2 separate regions of the Homo sapiens genome follow, and region 2 is linked to region 1. A link is a loop called in an ENCODE intact Hi-C map of the cell type or tissue named here. Cell type or tissue: A673. All regions are shown on one strand. Links, peaks and the distances in the headings refer to the core of each region. The heading gives the core; the rest is flanking DNA. Region 1 overlaps PSD4 (pleckstrin and Sec7 domain containing 4). Region 2 holds the start of PAX8 (paired box 8).

The links. Hi-C counts contacts between places; a loop is a spot of excess contacts. Peaks named below come from ENCODE experiments on the same cell type or tissue, not always from the same donor. Only the 100,000 strongest peaks of a DNase experiment are listed, where the experiment ranks them.
Region 2: a loop joins it to region 1, with 2.2 times the contacts of the local background. A loop is called at or near these places in 6 of 110 quality-filtered maps.

The regions. Positions count from the first base shown.
Region 1 is chr2:113,199,488-113,207,812 of GRCh38, forward strand. It overlaps PSD4 (pleckstrin and Sec7 domain containing 4), which reads left to right. Exons shown (of 17, transcript NM_012455.3): 17 at 1,671-8,325. The coding sequence ends at 1,928. Among named protein-coding and RNA genes, the nearest start is that of PSD4, 30 kb to the left of the region's middle. RefSeq lists enhancers at 4,398-4,447, 4,788-4,837. In A673, for the core only: CTCF peaks have their summits at 915, 3,247 and 4,597; DNase peaks (open chromatin) are centred at 3,194 and 4,634; H3K27ac peaks cover 470 bases.
Region 2 is chr2:113,278,889-113,287,213 of GRCh38, forward strand. It overlaps PAX8 (paired box 8), which reads right to left and starts at 33. Exons shown (of 12, transcript NM_003466.4): 1 at 1-33. RefSeq lists a promoter at 1-635. In A673, for the core only: a CTCF peak has its summit at 4,452; a DNase peak (open chromatin) is centred at 5,253; H3K27ac peaks cover 676 bases.

The DNA of each region.
Region 1 (8,325 bases), core at 326-8,325:
CTTGTCTGGAAACACCCATAGCAGATGTTATTTTACAGTTTTCTTTTCTCCTAAGAGTATATTTGGCTTTTCCCAAGTTGAAGGGAAAACTGTATTTCAGCTCAACTGTTCCTTCTAATACCTACCAAATATTAATAGGTAGTATGGATGGAGCTTGTCTTCCTTGCATGGATTGTCTCATTCAATTAACAGCTCTGGGTAGGTCCTGTTATCCTCATTTTACAGATGAGGAAACTGAGGCACAGAGAAATTAAACTACTCTTCCAAATCTGGTAAATTTACATGCTGCTCTAAATGCCCCGTTTATGGTCTTAACTAAGAAATGACCGTGTTTTTTTGTTTTTGTTTTTGTTTTTGAGACAAAGTCTCGCTCTGTCGCCCAGGCTGGAGTGCAGTGGCTCGATCTCAGCTCCCTGCAACCTCCGCCTCCCAGGTTCAAGCGATTCTCCTGCCTCAGCCTCCCGAGTAGCTGGGATTACAGGTGTGAGCCACCACACCTGGATAAGTTTTGTATTTTTAGTAGAGACAGGGGTTCACCATGTTGGCAAAGCTGGACTTGAACTCCTGGCCTCAAGTGGTCTGCCTGCCTCAGCCTTCCAAAGTGCTGGGATTACAGGTGTGATCCACTGCCCCGGCCAGTAATGACTTTGTTGACTCTACAGCCCATGTTGAAATGTTTTATCCCTTAGTCTCCCCCAACCCTCACCCATCCACCCACACTCCCCAATTCTGCTTTGGTGTGACGTCAGTTCATCTGGGATCCTAACACTGGGTGCCTGCTTCAGGGATCCTGGGTGCCTGCTTAGGGTGAGGGCCCACTGGGCAGGAAGGGTAGGTGAATGCAATGTGAAAATAGAGGGAATCAGAGGCCACCCAGAGGCAGAGACCAGGAAGTGGGAGTCAACATCGCCTCCTGCCTGTCCCCGCTGTGCCCGCATGCAGCCCTCTGCCTGTCTTTCAAGGTCCCAGGCTATCCCTTGGCTTGTTGGTTGTATCCATGGCTGTGAACTCCCCACTTCTCAGAGGCCTCAGGGTGTGGCTGTGAGGACCCAACCTCTTCCTCCCACTGACCAGCTGGGACCTTTAACAAGTCACCAGCCCTCCCTTCCGCAATGATTTGTCCCCTCCCAGGGCTGGCATGAGGATCCAATGGGATGGAGGGTGAGGAAGCACTTTGTAAACTGGAAACCATATCCCAAGGATGCTAGCTGCAGGGGCCTCAGGAGTACAGTGTTAAGTAGATGAGGGTAGTTAGCATCATGCTCCACAGATGCCAATTGTTAAAATGCTATTTAGACCCAATTAGGGCTGTACAGATGTGAGCTGTTTGTGTGTAGGGCTGCAAAGATCTCAGGCATAGTGGGTGACACATCTTTTAGTGCCTCAAAGATGGAACATGGCATAGAGATGTTAGTTACAGCACTCCAAGGGGTTGGTTATTATTAGAACAGGGCTGGGCTGATATGTGTCATTATAATACTATCCAGAGGTGTGCTCTGCAGTCTGCTTATCCAAGCATTATACTGACACTCACGGTTGGTCCAGCCCTCTTTCTGTCGAGGTCTGTATCGCCATAGCTTCATGTACCTGTGAGCTGTCCCTCACGATTCTAGCCTCCTCCCAACCTGGAGCCAGGATGGTGCTAAGGTGGTGGGGCCTGTGTGTTGCAGAAAACCCGCTACGAGACCTACGTGCAGCTGCTGGTGGCCCGCCTGCACTGCCCCTCTGATGCTCTGGACCTGTGGGAGGAGCAGCTGGGGAGGGAAGCTGGAGGCACTCGGGAGCCCAAGCTCAGCCTGAAGAAGTCCCACTCGAGCCCGTCCCTGCACCAGGATGAGGCTCCCACCACGGCCAAGGTGAAGCGCAACATCTCAGAGCGCAGAACCTACCGGAAGATCATCCCTAAGCGGAACCGCAATCAGCTGTGAAGCCAGCACCACCTCAGAGACACTGTTCCCTGCTCCAGGGTAGACCTGAGATGAACCTCCCTGGAGGAGACTTATTTCAATGAGTCCACCATGACGGATGAGGCACCTCCTTTCCCTGCTGAAGGACAAACCTTGTTTCCCTGTGGCCCTCATTCTTGTGCTCCCTGAAGCTTTCCTAATATTGCTGTGCTCCCCACCACCCCCATGGCAGTCCCTCCGCAGCCCCAGTCCCTGGCCACGCCCAAGGGAAGAGGGAGGTGAGGACTTGACTTTCCTCCCAGAGCTCAGCCCATGTCACCCTCCAGGCCCCAGAATCCAGAGTGGCCTCATTTCCTAGACTTGCTGAGAACTCAGCACTTGTTTGAGAACCAGTGCTTATGTGGTGTGCCCTTGGCTTCTGGGGGAGAGCTTGGGGCAGCAGAGGCCCCTGGGCAGCCCAGCCAGGGGAGCCACAGCCCCAAGGATGGTCTTGCTCTGGGAATTAGGTGACCTTCCTGGGGAGGCCCCAGGAGAGTGAATCAGGGACTCTTGAGAAATTCCTAACCAGCCTCCTGTGACCCAGGGAGCAGGGTCGCTAAGGTCCTGCCCACTGAGGGGACAGCCTTCTGGGCAGGGACCTCGGGGGGCTTCAAGGGCTCTGCACGGCTGTGGGGCCCTGTGCCTTTGTCTCCTTGTGTCTCCTTTCCCCCGAAGTAGATGAAACAGTCTCACATACCCAACTGCTCATCAACAGAGCAGAGCTGATGGCATGAGTGAGGGCTGGGCGGGGTGGGGCCTCCAGAGCTTTGCAGGGAACCCTGGAACCCTAGGAACAAGGAGCCTTTGTTCCAACAGAGCAGAGAAGGAGGTTCTCTATGTTCAGACCACTGGAGAGGATAGAGAGGTAAAAGGTGGCGACAGTTTCCCTTAGGGGTCTGCCTGGCAGGAGCCACAGCTCAGGAGAGTTGTGAGGGATGGGACGGAGGCTGGCGACCAGGCGAGGCCTAGGCCAGGCTCGGGAGACTTTTCTGTGCTCCTTTCTACACATGCCTTAAACCTTCCTTCCTGTGGGGTGCCTGGACCCCTTCCCCATCTCTGGCAGCTCAGAGGGTCTCTGCTGCTCTCCCCTGGGAAATCCCCTCATCCTGCCCTCTGGCTGCCTCCCAGCTGGGCTTGTTCTCTGAGGGAGGTTCCGGAGACTCATGGACTTGGGGCTCTGCCTGTAGGAAGGAGGCTGGGCCGGAGGGACCAGCCACCATTGTCTCTGTTCAGCCAAGTGTGCAAGTAGGCTGCCCGCCAAGAGGGGGCCTCTGCTACCCGCTGCTGCCTGCCGGCTGACACACTGCCTCCCCAGCCTTCCTGCTAGGCCACCCTCCTCCCTTCCCATGCTTGTAACCAGCTCTGGGGCTTGCACCTCCACAAAGTAAGGTTGGCCCTTGGAGGCCATGTTTGGGTCTCCGGCCAGGGCCTAGGGCTAGGCCATGCACCCAATGGGTGCACAATAAATAACAGGTCAACAAAGAGGGAGGTGTGTCAGTGTGTGAGGAAGGGAGGTCAGGCAGCTAGGACCACCTGCAGTGTGGCAGGCTTCATCCCTCTTTGCTCCAAGTGTGTATGTGTGTCTGTGCATGTGTGTAGTGTCTGTGTCTGTGTGTTCATGCATATGCAGGAGTCACACGGTCATAGGCCATCAAAGCTGGAGGAGACCTCAGAATCATTCATTCACCTACTTGCTCATTTATTCATTCATTCATTTTGCAGATAATATGGGACGCTTTCTATGTGCCAGTACCAGGGGATTCACAAATGAATTAAACATGTCCCTGACTCCATGAGTTGACAATCTTGCCCACTGGTTTCCTGCTCTCAGTTTACAGAGGCACTTTTATCTTGCTGGGGAAGTGTGCTGAAAAGACACATTCCCAGCCCACACCCAGGGATGCTGATTCAGTCAGCCTGGGTCAGAGGGATAGATAAATATGTTTAAAGCTCCTTGGGTAATTCTGATGTGTAAGTAGCAGTTAGCTGCAGTAGAGTCCAATTGCCTCATTTGATTGAAGTGGAATCCCAGCATCAAGTGGACATGACTTTTGGCCCAAGACTGATGCTTACAAACTAAGTGGAGTAGGTTATTTGACCTCACTGAACATGCATCCTTTTTTTTTTTTTTTTTTTTTTTTTTTTTTGGAGACGGAGTTTCGCTCTTGTAACCCAGGCTGGAGTGCAATGGTGTGATCTTGGCTGACTGCAACCTCCACTGAATCAAGCGATTCTCCTGCCTCAGCCTCCCAAGTAGCTAGGATTACAGGCGTGTGCCACCACGCCCGGCTATTTTTTGTATTTTTAGTAGAGATGGGGTTTCGTCATGTTGGCTAGGCTGGTCTCGAACTCCTGACCTCAGGTAGTCTGCCTGCCTCGGCCCCCCAAAGTGCTGGGATTACAGGCGTGAACCACCACACCTGGCCTATGCATCCTTATTTCTAAAACCATGATAAAAGGTGAAAGTCTGAATGCATGTGTGTGTGACACTTTGATGCTCCTTTGCTCATGTAGAACCGGCACCTCTCTTTCACCTGAGCACGTGGAATCTTCAGAGCCAGATGATGGTGGCTGCCTGGCCTGCCATAGTCAATGCTGCCCAGGCACCTCTGCCTGGAGGGTCTGGGTTGTGGGCTGCAGTTATGACATGTGACCACTTGGAGGCAGGCTTGCATCTTTCTAGCTTCTGGCTGCTCAGGTGTCCTGCTGTGGAGCTGAGCTGTGCTCCCTGAAAGGCAGGAAGTTATTATGTGTGCCCCTGTGCCATCACCGAACCAGGACCTTCAACTTCGTAAAACCCACAGTGGCCTGGGCCAGGACTCCCACCATCTAGGGAAGCCTCTCCTAGGGAAAAGACTGGGGCTCTGACATCTTCCTGCAGATGGAGAGAAAGAAAGACATCTCAGAAGTCTATGGGGACAGCCTACAGCTCCCCACAGGGTTGCTCCAGGTAACGCTGGAAGGTGAAAGCTGAGCAGGCTCCAGTCCCCATCCTAGGTATGGAACAGATCAAACCACCACAGGCCTATGTCTGACCTTGTTCCCACCCCATGCTCCTCTCCCACCTGTGTCCTTCTCTTTGCAGGAGAAGGGACAGACAGAGGTTCTCAGTGATGAGCTCAGGCTCTGGAAGGGCACTTGAAGTTTGGCTTTAGTTCTTCCTTTCCCATATAGGGGAGCTCAGCTTCCAGGGTCCTGGGCCTGCTGTGACCCAGGTTGTTACTCCTGATATAACTGCTTCCTGGGCTCTCATGATCTCAGCTGAGCCTGGCTTTCTGCTGATGATATTTGTTTGTTGCTTGCCAGGCACCAGGGTAGATAAAAAGATCACCAAGACCCGCACCTTTTTCCTTAGGAGGGTCTGAGTCTTCAGGAGACGGAGACATATGGAATGTGTCGGGGTTGGAAGGAGCAGGACTGGAGGGTCGGGGTGAGGGGGGCAGAGGGAAACAGGGCCGTCAGGGTGGCCTGAGGCCAGATCATACAGGGTCTCCAATGCAGCCAAGGAGAGTGGCTTTTTGTGAATGTGCAGTGCAACTTTTTTTTTTTTTTGAGACAGAGTCTCGCTCTGTTGCCCAGGCTGGAGTGCAATGGTGCGATCTCAGCTCACTGCAACCTCCGCCTCCTGGGTTCAAGAGATTCTCCTTTCCCAGCCTCCCAAGTAGCTGGGATTACAGGCATGCACCACCATGCCCAGCTAATTTTGTATTTTTTAGTAGAGACAGGGTTTCACCATGTTGGTCAGGCTGGTCTCAAACTCCTGACCTCAAGTGATCCAGCTGCCTCGGCCTCCCAAAGCATTGGGATCACAGGCGTGAGCCAACGTGCCTGGCCAGTGCAGTGCAATTTTTAAAGAGAAGAGTGCCAAGCTCAGGGCTTGGAGGACAGCCTAGGGATTTTGTTTTAAGAAGATGAGCTGGGCGCGGTGGCTCATGCCTGTAATCCCAGCACTTTGGGAGGCTGAAGCGGGCGCATCACCTGAGATCAGGAGTTCGAGACCAGCCTGGCCAACGTGGTGAAACCCAGTCTTTACTAAAAATACAAAAAATAGCCGGGCATGGTGGCACATGCCTATAATCCCAGCTACTCAGGAGGCTGAAGCAGGAGAATGGCTTGAACCCAGGAGGCGGAGGTTGCAGTGAGCTGAGGTTGCGCCATTGCACTCCAGCCTGGGTAACAGAGCGAGACTCTGTCGAAAAAGAAAAAAAAGATGAAATGCCTTGAAAAAGTAAGGCCAATGGGTAGGGTCAGAATATGGCCTGCAAATGCACTGTACTATTTGTGTAACTTATATGTAAATCTGAAATTATTTCAAAATAAATACAAAAAGAAAAAAAGGCAATATCCCAGAACCTTGTGAAAACCTGGCCGTAGCAGGTCCTTTTTCCTCCTGCTGAGCTGAGCAGGCATGCTCACAGATCCTCAAGGTTTCTTGAATGGCTACTGTCCTCCCCACTGGCCCCTCTGCCAACACCTCTGCCCCTCAGCTTTTCTGATGCCCATGCCCCCTCACCAGCTAACTGTGGCTTGCACCTTTACCTGTTCCCTTCATTTTCCCTTCTCCAGAGGAAGAGGTGCTCTCCACAAGCCTGTGACCAACTGTTCCCCTCAGCCGGCACACTGGCTCCTCTTCTCCTGCCTGCCACAGACCTCTCTCCTTCATGGGCCCACTGGGGCTCTTTGAGCCTATTCTCTACCCCCTTCATTATCATGCCTTGCAAACACCATCATGAGCAAAAATCAAAGCTGGTGTTAGACTCTCTTGCTTTCCATAGCTGACCCTGGCTTCCCTGCTTTCTGTGATGAATTCACGGTATGTGTGGGCTTTGCCAACTGTTCCCAGCCCTTACCAGGTTCCCATTCATACCTGGCTCTAATTCACACCTTACAAATCGGCGTCCACCCCACCTTTGCCTGAAATGGCACCTCCTAGGGCAATTGATGGCTGCAGTCATCAACTCTGATGCCTTCTCAGCCTTCTTCCGCCATCACCTCTCAGCGACCTTTGGCCTTGATAGCTATGTGATCATCTACCAGACCCTGCACCCAGGCTCAGCCTGATCTTGCCCCAGTGGCCAGGCCCTTGAGTGGGACTGCCGGGAATTGAGTCCAGCTTTTCTAGCCATCTGACCGTGGCCAGTTAGCCTCTTATGTTCTGTTTGCTTCTCTATAAAATGGGGATAATAACACTACTTATGTCACAAGGTCCTCATGAAGATTAAGTGAAATTATGCACGTAAACATCTCAGAACAATGCCTGGCACAGAAGGGACACCTGTGAGGTTAGCTATTAATTCATAGCCTCACCAGACTTACCCCACGTCTGCTCCCCTCCTCCTTTGGGCTCTGGCTTAGGCTCTGCCCTCATGCATGCCATCCTGCTTGGATGCTGGGTAGCTTTGCACTTGGCTCTGCCTTGGCCTGCAAATAACAAATCTGAGCTCAAATGAGCTTTAGCAGAAAAGGACTTTGATTGGCTCCAATAGCTGAATAATCTGTATCCAGGTCAGGTGAGGCTTCATCTCGGGCTTCACTCTGATTCAAGGCCCCTTTTCTCTCTTGTTCTTTTGGGGGCTCCATCTCCCAGGCCTATGAGCAGGAACAACCCTCATGCTTCCAAGATGGCCCCAGGAACTCTCAAGATCCATTTTCTTGGTGCAAATATAGCAGAAAGTGACTCTCTGCTTCCTGGAAGTTTCAAACTCAAATCCAGGAATAGTCTCCTGTAGCAGCCTGCCTTGGGCCGTGTGCCCATATCTGAGCCAGTCACTAGAGCCAGGGGTTTAAGGAGATCAGAGTCCACTTCTGGAGAGGATGAGAGTGAAGTCAGCACCACCAAAACATAGGGACCAGCTGTGGAGAAATTGTGAGTACTGGAAGGACAGGATAGGAGGAATGGATGATGGGGAGAAAACCGACTAATATGCAGATGCCCTTTCCTCCAAGAGGCCTTCCCTAAGTCTTCCTCCTTCAGTTTCTATTACATGAAACTCTGTAACTCTCCTCTCCTCTCTCCTCTTCTTTTTTTTTTTTTTTTTTTTGAGATGGAGTCTTGCTCGGTCGCCCAGGCTGGAGTGCGGTGGCATGATCTCGGCTCACTGCAAGCTCTGCCTCCCGAGTTCACGCCATTCTCCTGCCTCAGCCTCCCGAGTAGCTGGGACTACAGGCGCCCGCTACCATGCCCGGCTAATTTTTTTGTATTTTTAGTAGAGACGGGGTTTCACCGTGTTAGCCAGGATGGTCTCAATCTCCTGATCTTGTGATCCGCCTGCCTCAGCCTCCCAAAGTGCTGGGATTACAGGCGTAAGCCACCACGCCCCGGCCCTCTTCATTTCTTTTTGCCTCTCTGCTTCCAGAGCAACATAAACTCCCTGTGGGC
Region 2 (8,325 bases), core at 1-8,000, 79 kb after region 1:
CCGGTGTCTCTCCTCCTTCTGAAGTTTGTTCCCATCCACCCGGCATCACCGACCGGTTTTATCCCGCTGAGGCCCTGGGAGATGGGTCTGGCGAGGCTCGTAGGCCGCGGATTGGCTGGCTGGGTGCAGGGGGGTGCGGGAAGGGGAGGATTTTGCAAGGGGGACATGGCTGAGTGGACTCAGGAGTTAGAAACATTCGCTGGGAGCTTCTGTTTCCAGCGGAGGGAAGAGGGAGGCAGCTGAGCCCTAACTCAGCAGGCCTGGAAATATTGGAGGAGTGGGGAACAGAGGCCTAGGAGCCTGAGGATGAGGTTCTCTGGGTCCTCCTGGGTCACTGACCACCAGAAGTGAGAGGGATGGTCTCTGTAGGATGCCCTCCTTGCCCCCTGTCTCCCCTGGTTTGCTCACCAGGAAGCAGCCTTTTCTTTTGTAAAAGGAAGGAGGGAACTTCTGTTTTATGCCTGATTCTTTAGGTAGAGCCTGCTTTCGGGGCTGTAGGCAAGATGCTATTACCTTCTCACCACAGCTATGACCTCTTCCAGGGAAGAATCCTGAGCAGCACCTGAAGCCATTCCCTCTGTTCTACACAGATAGCGTTCACACCCTTGCATTGTCAGGCTAACAAAATTGTCACATAACCCATTCCACAGCAACTCCTCGCCTCTCTCCTCTGGAACACACACGCAGCCACCTGCCCTCTTTCTTGCTCCTTGAGGATTTTGAACTTGGAAGAAGAGTTCAGGGGAAGGGCATTGAGGGCCTAGACTTCATCTCTGTGTGGAAAGGCCTTAGAAAGGAACAGGACTGAGCTGACCTCTGGCCTGGTCTGTAGGAATCAATAGCCTCAGCAATATGGGGGCCTGGGTGTGGTTAAGAAGGGGTCCACTGGTGGGAATGATGGCAGGGTTGGTGAGCCCTGGGACCGAGCAGAGCTGCCTGGCACCTCTTTACCTTAGTGATGGCAAAAGCTGCCCCCTCCTTCCTCATAGTTCTCTCAGTCGGGGAACCGGGGTACACGTAAGATTGTGAGTGGGTATGAGTGAGCAAATGTCCTGGAACACTGGCAGGCCTGGGGGTCAAGGCCTGGATGCTCCTCCAATCTTTGGCCAGACCTCTGGACTCAGGATTACAGTCTAGAGGACAGCCATGCCCTTTTCAGTGATGGCTCTGCAGGCCTGGTGGGGTTGTTCTGGGACAGGAGGCTAAGAAGCCAGTGGGAGGGGGGCAAGGAAGGTGCAGGGGAAACTGGGATATTCAGGGGGATTGGATGTGTGTGTGTGTGTGTGTGTGTGTGTGTGTATGCACATATGTACACGTGTGTGAAAACACATGAACTATTTTTCTGAATTAAAAAAGTTTTCTCTTTCATGTCAATCCACAACCTCCTTCCACCCAGTCTTTCTCATTTCTCAATTTAGGAGAAATGAATCATCTTGTGAAAAAAGAGAGAAGAAGATGTGTATCCCTACATGTTTCCTCCACATTTGCAAAGAGGGGCTGTAAACAAAAATAGTTGGTGCTTCATCATTTTAAATCTTTCTCTAAAATTGTAATTTTAAATATCTCTGTGGTTTTCAAAGCTCCAGATCCCTAACTTCTCTGGCAGTCCCTCCCAGAGAGAGACAATCCAAGGGTGTTGGGATGGAAATGGATCTTGGCATAGGTCCTCCGGACCCCATGGGCCAGTTTGCTGCCCTGGATTGTGTCCTGCTGCAGGGGAGGTGTGGAGTGTGGCAGCCACAGCAGAAACTCTCTTTGTCCACCCAGGATTCCCTCCCACCAGGGAGGCAATGCTCCAGGGTGAATCTAATACGCCCTCATTTCAAACAGCTCTGACAACCTTAGAGATTCTACCCAATCTAAGGTTCTGATACGTACCAATAACCATTGACTCTCATGCAATCATTCTTGCCTGTGCACATCTTTTCTGCCCAAGCAATGAACCCTCTCCCTTTCCTATCCCCTTTTTGGGCAAAATTTCTTAGAGGACAAATCCAGCAAGTTATCAGAACATTCCTGTCCCATGTATAAATTTATCTTTAAAATTTCATTTCAAGGTAAAAACAATGTGCACTGTTCAAGGTTACTCCTCAGGGAAAAACACACCCCACACCTTGACAGTACCTCTTCTCCAGACTGCAGGTGACATAGCAGGTGACCAGAAGACTCAGCAGAGAAGATCTAGGACGAGCAAGAAGTGAGAATGCAGTGAACTTCTGCTGCAGAGATAAACACAGGCCTCCTGGACTGACCCTGCTTCTAATTAGAATCAGAAATCAGGCCTGGGTTCCTTGGTACTTCCTAATTCTCTGAGACCAAGGCCAAGGAAATGTCATTAACTGGTGCTTTAACTCTGTCTCTTTGGCATCAGTCTCCTCCTCTGCAAAACGAAAGGTTTGAAATACATATATTTTTAAAATCACCTATTATCACAGTATTTTTTCAAACTTAAAATCCATGATGCTTTTAGTTAAGAATAAAAATCATATGCCTTCCTATGATGATATTTGAAATTTTAAAATAAATTTGCACTGTGACTAATAGACTTTCAATGGGACTTTTAGAACTCTTTTTTTTTTCTTCTAGACTTAGTCTCACTCTGTCACCCAGGCTGGAGTGCGGTGGCATGATCTCGGCTCACTACAACCTCCACCTCCTGGGTTCAAGTGATTCTCCTGCCTCAGCCTCCCGACTAGCTGGGGCTACAGGTATGCATCATCATGCCTGACTAATTTTTTATATTTTGGTAGAGACGGGGTTTCACCACATTGGCCAGGCTGGTCTCGAACTCCAGACCTCAAGTGATCCGCCTGCCTCAGCCTCCCAAAGTGCTGGGATCACAGGCATGAGCCACTGTGCCTGGCCAGGCCTTAGAACTCACTTTTTAAAATGAATACCTCATTTGCCAACTTTTCTTCTCAGGCTTGAGGCCCATAAGGCTTTTGTGGCAATATTATCAACTGGCAACTAGTTATAATTTTTTTAAACTCAGTGTTTTTTTGAGAAAATGTAATTCATTGCCAATATCAAAATACAGAAGTAGAGACGAGAGACTAACTCTGCCTTGCCTTTGAAAATGCAAGAGATCTGGCCGCAGATCTGAGCGTTTCTTTGTGGAAATGAACATTCTTTCAGGTTTAACATTCCAACAATCCTAGGTAATTGCCTAACTACAGTGGTTTTTGAATTTGCATAATATCCCACAATTTGTTTAATTCTATGCTGATCTGCTGAGCCTTCAAAAGATGTTCTTTCTTTTCTGGACTCAGCTGTAATGCACTGGGCTGGTGGTAGGGTAATAAAGTGCCCTGGTTTGCCCTGGACGAAAACCAACAGTGTTTTCTAGATGCGAGTTAAAACTGGGACTTTCCCGGGCAAATCAGGATGAATTGGTCATCCTAGCTGATTAGAGTGTGGGAGTGGGATGGTTTGGGGGTCTTTTATAAGCTGCCGTGTTTCAACTGACTATTGGGTGGGTGATTGTTTGCACACTTGGGTCATTCTACCTGCTGGCTCAGGTGACTGAGACCCTTGAACTCCAGTAGGTCCATGAGCTCTTCCTCTTACTCCTATGTACCCTGGTTTCTCTGGGCACAATGCCCAGAGACCAGCCTCGAGGGAAGACCACTGCTCCCAACAATCCTCCTGGCTTACTTGCCACCATGCCACTTCCCCTACGTAACGAACCATTGTTGGGACTAAAGTACATCCCTTCAGGAAGAAAACAGCAGCTCTCTACTTTGCATCAGAGGTGAGTGTTCCAGCCCTAATTGTGTAGAATGGGATGATTTCTTCTGCCCGAACCTCAGTTTCCCCTTCTGCATGATGTGGATATAGACGGGGGGCTGGGGAGGGTCAGACCCACCTCGTAGCTTTGTTGTGAGGACGAATAAAATTATGAATGTGAAGGCCCTTTGAAAACTACACCTCTGTACAAAAGTTAATTATTATTAGACAACAAAGGCAGAGGAATACATCCAAAGAGGGCAAAGTTAAAATGTCCCTAAAGTTTTGCTGTGGAAGTCGGTTCCTTTAATCCTTTCCCAAAGGAGCCTTGGAGAGGAAAGGGCCAGTGAGCCCGTGCCTGTGGGTGCAGGCGTGGGTGCAAGGGTAGCAGTGGGGCAGGGGTGTCTGTGAGGGCAGCAATTAACATTCGTTGACCCAGAGAGAGGGGAGAGTCAATGGCAGAAGGCCAGCACCCCAGCAGAACTTCCAGCAGCGACTTCATCATTTTGCAGAGGGCAGAAGTGTTCAGGGCACTGGCAGTTTTCGCTCCACCCTCTCCCCTCACAGACTTGCCCAATCCTGCCGAAGCCACGTGGGATTTCAACCCTGTCCCTGCACTCAGGAAATGGCCGACAGCCTGCCCTGGGGCCTCCTGGTGGCAGTGCCTGAAAATCAATCATTAATTATTCCAGGTTCTCCACCTCCCTAGGCTTTGAAAACTCAGAAATAGAAATATAGGTCCTGGCAGGTGAAAGGAAAAGAGCCACTGGTTGGGCTGCCGAGGGCAGTTTGGAAGAAACCACTGGTGGCATTTGTCCAGTTGGTTTGGGTAGGGATGTGTCCTGGGCACTTGTCCCTTGGGCTCTTTGCCCACCCCACAGCCTTTGGCAGCAGTTGCCTGGGCTTCTGGAAGGAGACCCTGGTACTTACAAATGGGTGGAAAAAAAACTTCCTGGGGACACAAAAAGGAAGGTGACAGAGGGAGATAAAAGGATTGACGTACACAGCTCAATTTTTTTCTCTAGTAATCATAGTTTTTTTTTTTTTTTTTTTTAAGTTAGAAAAAATGAGCTAGACCCTTTTGGCAACCCATCTTGCAGATGAGGAAACTGGATTCTAGGGAAGGTAAGTAGAGAGCAAGGCCACCCAGCTAGCAGACAGCCAACTAGGTGGCCAAATAAAGCACCAGTGACTCAGGCTTTGCCTTAAATATTATAAATTCTACTCACTTCAGCCTAGTTTTTGCTACTCTCCACACCTGCCCCTTCCCCTCAGGAAGGAAGTTTCTGGAACCCAGGGAGTGGCCAGGGTGAGGTCAGACCCCCAAGGCTGGAAAACTTTCCTACCACGGGAGAGGAGAGCAGCTCACCAGGCAGGAATGCCCTCCCCTCAGCTAGGCCCCTGTGGTCCAGCCCAGAGCAGCAGGAGTCAGGACGCAGGAATCCTCTCAGACCAGTGCCAGGGCCCTGGAGTGGCTGCCTTCCTGACAGCTGTTCTTGGGGAAGTGCCAAGGAAAAAACCCAGGCCCAGGGCTTTTCATCAGATTCAGGGTTGGCTTTTGTTCTTTATGGCCTTGGAATGCCAGCAGTTCCTGCTGTGGGCACAAACCACGGAATAGGGCCTATCCTCCCCAGCTCCTGGCAGTGCCCAGGGGCCTGGTGAAGGGACCAGAGACTCTGCAGGTTTGAGTGGGGCAAGGGAACGAGGTTGAGGCATAGAGAAGATTCAAGAGATCTAACTGGCCTTTTGCTTACCCCAGGAGGGCTTCTGGCACATTCTGAGTGCAGTAAACTTGGGTGCTTCGCCCACTCCTTCATGGGGCTAGGCTCACTACAGGGCTGTGTCCTCTTGTGTCATGTTGTGGACCACACAGTGCCTGCCTTCCCTGCATCTGAAGGAGCAGACTTGAGGGCTTAGGGGTCTGGAGCCCCGTTTTCCTTTCTATGCTTCAGTGGCTATCCTTGCTACTCATGGCCCCCACACCAGGGTGGACATACCATTACCCCAAGAGAATGCTAAGCATGGTATTTCCTTCTAATAACAACAGTTACTACTACTGTTATTTACTAAGTATTACTTAATGCCAGGAACTGTGGAGTGCCTTATACACAGCCCCATTTATCTTTCACAACACCCAGTGAAGCCAGGGCTTTAAGGCAACTGGGCCACAGAGGGTGCTCTGGGTCACCCAATTGCTGAGCAGCAGAAGCAGGATCTGAACTCAGGTCCATCTAACACCTGAACCAGCATTCTCTTCACTACCCTATGGAGTAGCTCCAAGGCATGGACAACTGTAATAACTCCAAGGAAGCATTAGAATAAACTAGAAAATAAACTTAAAAAACAGTGTCAGTGTTAGGGGCCACTAGTGGACTGTTGAGAAGAAGCTTGACCCCAGTAACGAGACGTGTGATTTTTAGGCCCACAGGGTGGGTAGGTAACTGAAAGGATGTAAAGGAAATCAAAGGCTGGGATCATGGTGAATCCCATCGCTCTCCGACTGAACTCCTACTGTGCTTGCAAAGCACAGACACAGAACACACTTGTGGCAAGAATGAGTGAGTCATCCATTTACACATTTTCTAAACTTGTTTTAAAATTCTTTCTATTTTTAGGCCTACCATATTTTATGTCACATAGCGTTTCCTATTATTTGTTCCAAACACCACTCCTTTGAACCTCCTGGAGTGTGCTGTGTCCGTGGTAATTTCTGTTCACTTTGTCCACATTCCCTGCACTTTATAGATTTTGATCCCATCTGCTCTGAGATTTTATTTTTTTAAGTAGAATCACTTGCTCCAGTGAAGATGGCCTAGAGTCTTGAGAGAATGATTTTTTTCCTATTTGGGGTCTGGTACACTTTCTTCCATAATGCAGAGAGACCATAGGGGTCACACTGCTGGGCTGGGAATCTGGTGGCCAAAGCCGGAACCCTGGCACATTCTCATACTGGCTGTGTGACCTTGTGCCAATCACTCAACTTCTCTGAGCCAGAGTTTCTATGTCTGAAGACTGAGACTAATAATGGTACTTCTCTCGTAAGATATTATGATATTTAAGGCAGACAAAGTGTTTGTAGCACAGTGAGTGCTCAATAAACGTTAGTGGCTGAAAGTCGAACTAGCCACAAGAAAGATGTCAGAGAAGCATTGCTCATGGACCTTGGTGTGGTGTCACAGTCATTATACCAGGGATACCGAGAGAGAGAGAGGTCCCAAAAATGGCAGCGGGGCAAGGCGGCTGGGGAGAAGGGGCAATGAGGGCAACCTGAGGAGGTGGTCTCTCAGGTGTGAGTGAGCTGATTCCTCCCTTCCATCCTGGATCTGAGTGTGCACTCTCTGGGGCTCAGGAGTCTGCTCTTACGGTGTCCAAGACTACAGTCACAGACAAGAGCCTACTCCAGCAGCTCAATGGGCTGCCAAGTTCTACTGTCTGAGAACCCTCTGAGTTCTGAGAGAGTGTTGCATGCTACCAGAGACCTGTGGCTCTGGAGAGCAGAATCCAGAATAGAAGACACCATTCCCATGGCTTCCAGAGCCATGGCATTCCAGGCTCAGTTTCCCCATGAACCCAGGAGGTGGAGGTTGCAGTGAGCCAAGATAGTGTACTCCACAAAAAAAGATTGTTCTGTAATGAACTGTATGCATAAATATTTTCCTGGAGAGATGAGAAGTGACAAATGGAACTGTGGGAGTACAGGTTGGGCACCTTTAGAATGAATATGGACAAGTTGGCTTCCCTTAAACCTAGTCTGTCTTGTCTTTTTGCAGCTTTTGAATATCCCTTTAAAGATTAAAGGTAAGCAGGTAGGGAAGTGTAAGAAGGGAGTACCTGGAGAGATTCCCCAGTCCAGGGCCATTGCCATTTTCCAGGCAGTGACCAAGGTGTACAGAAGTTTAGGATGCGCGTCCTGACTAGGTAATGCTCCTGCTCCTGAAAGGAGCCTTGACTGCCCACAGGTAACCAGGAAATAAAGAGAGGGTACACGTCGACCCCCTGAGATCCTCAAGCCACTTTGACAGGTCAAATTAGGTGACTGAGTTCAGTCTTATGGTTTCTTGTTCAGGATTCAAGAGATAGCTGTACTGCCATGTTTGAAACTTAGTCTCTCCATTCTAGAGCCCAAGGATTTGTGAGTTCTGGAAAGCACCCTGGACTCAAAGTCAGAGAGACCTGGGCTCGTGATACCGCCCTGCTCTGAGCAGTGTGACCTCAAATTCTCAGGTTTCTCACACTTAGTAAAACTATACATGTAACAGCCACATCTCATTAGCAGGGTGACATGAAAATGATTTGTTAACTATTAAGAAATGGAGAAAAGTAAGCGATGAGGCAATTATGATGATCAATATAGGGCCATAGTTCCTTTACCAGGACAGCCCTTTCTATTTTCCTGTCTTCCTCTCCTTTGATGTATTTAGCTGTACAAGCATTTACTGAGCATCTACTAAGTGCTGGACTATCTACTAGGACCTGGGAACACAGTGGTGACTGAAACAAGAACCATGTCCTCATGGAACAAATAAACAGATCCTGGTAGGGAGGTGTGCTTCATGCTGTAATGTGGCTGGAGTGTAGAGGGGGAGGTGCGGGGAGCAG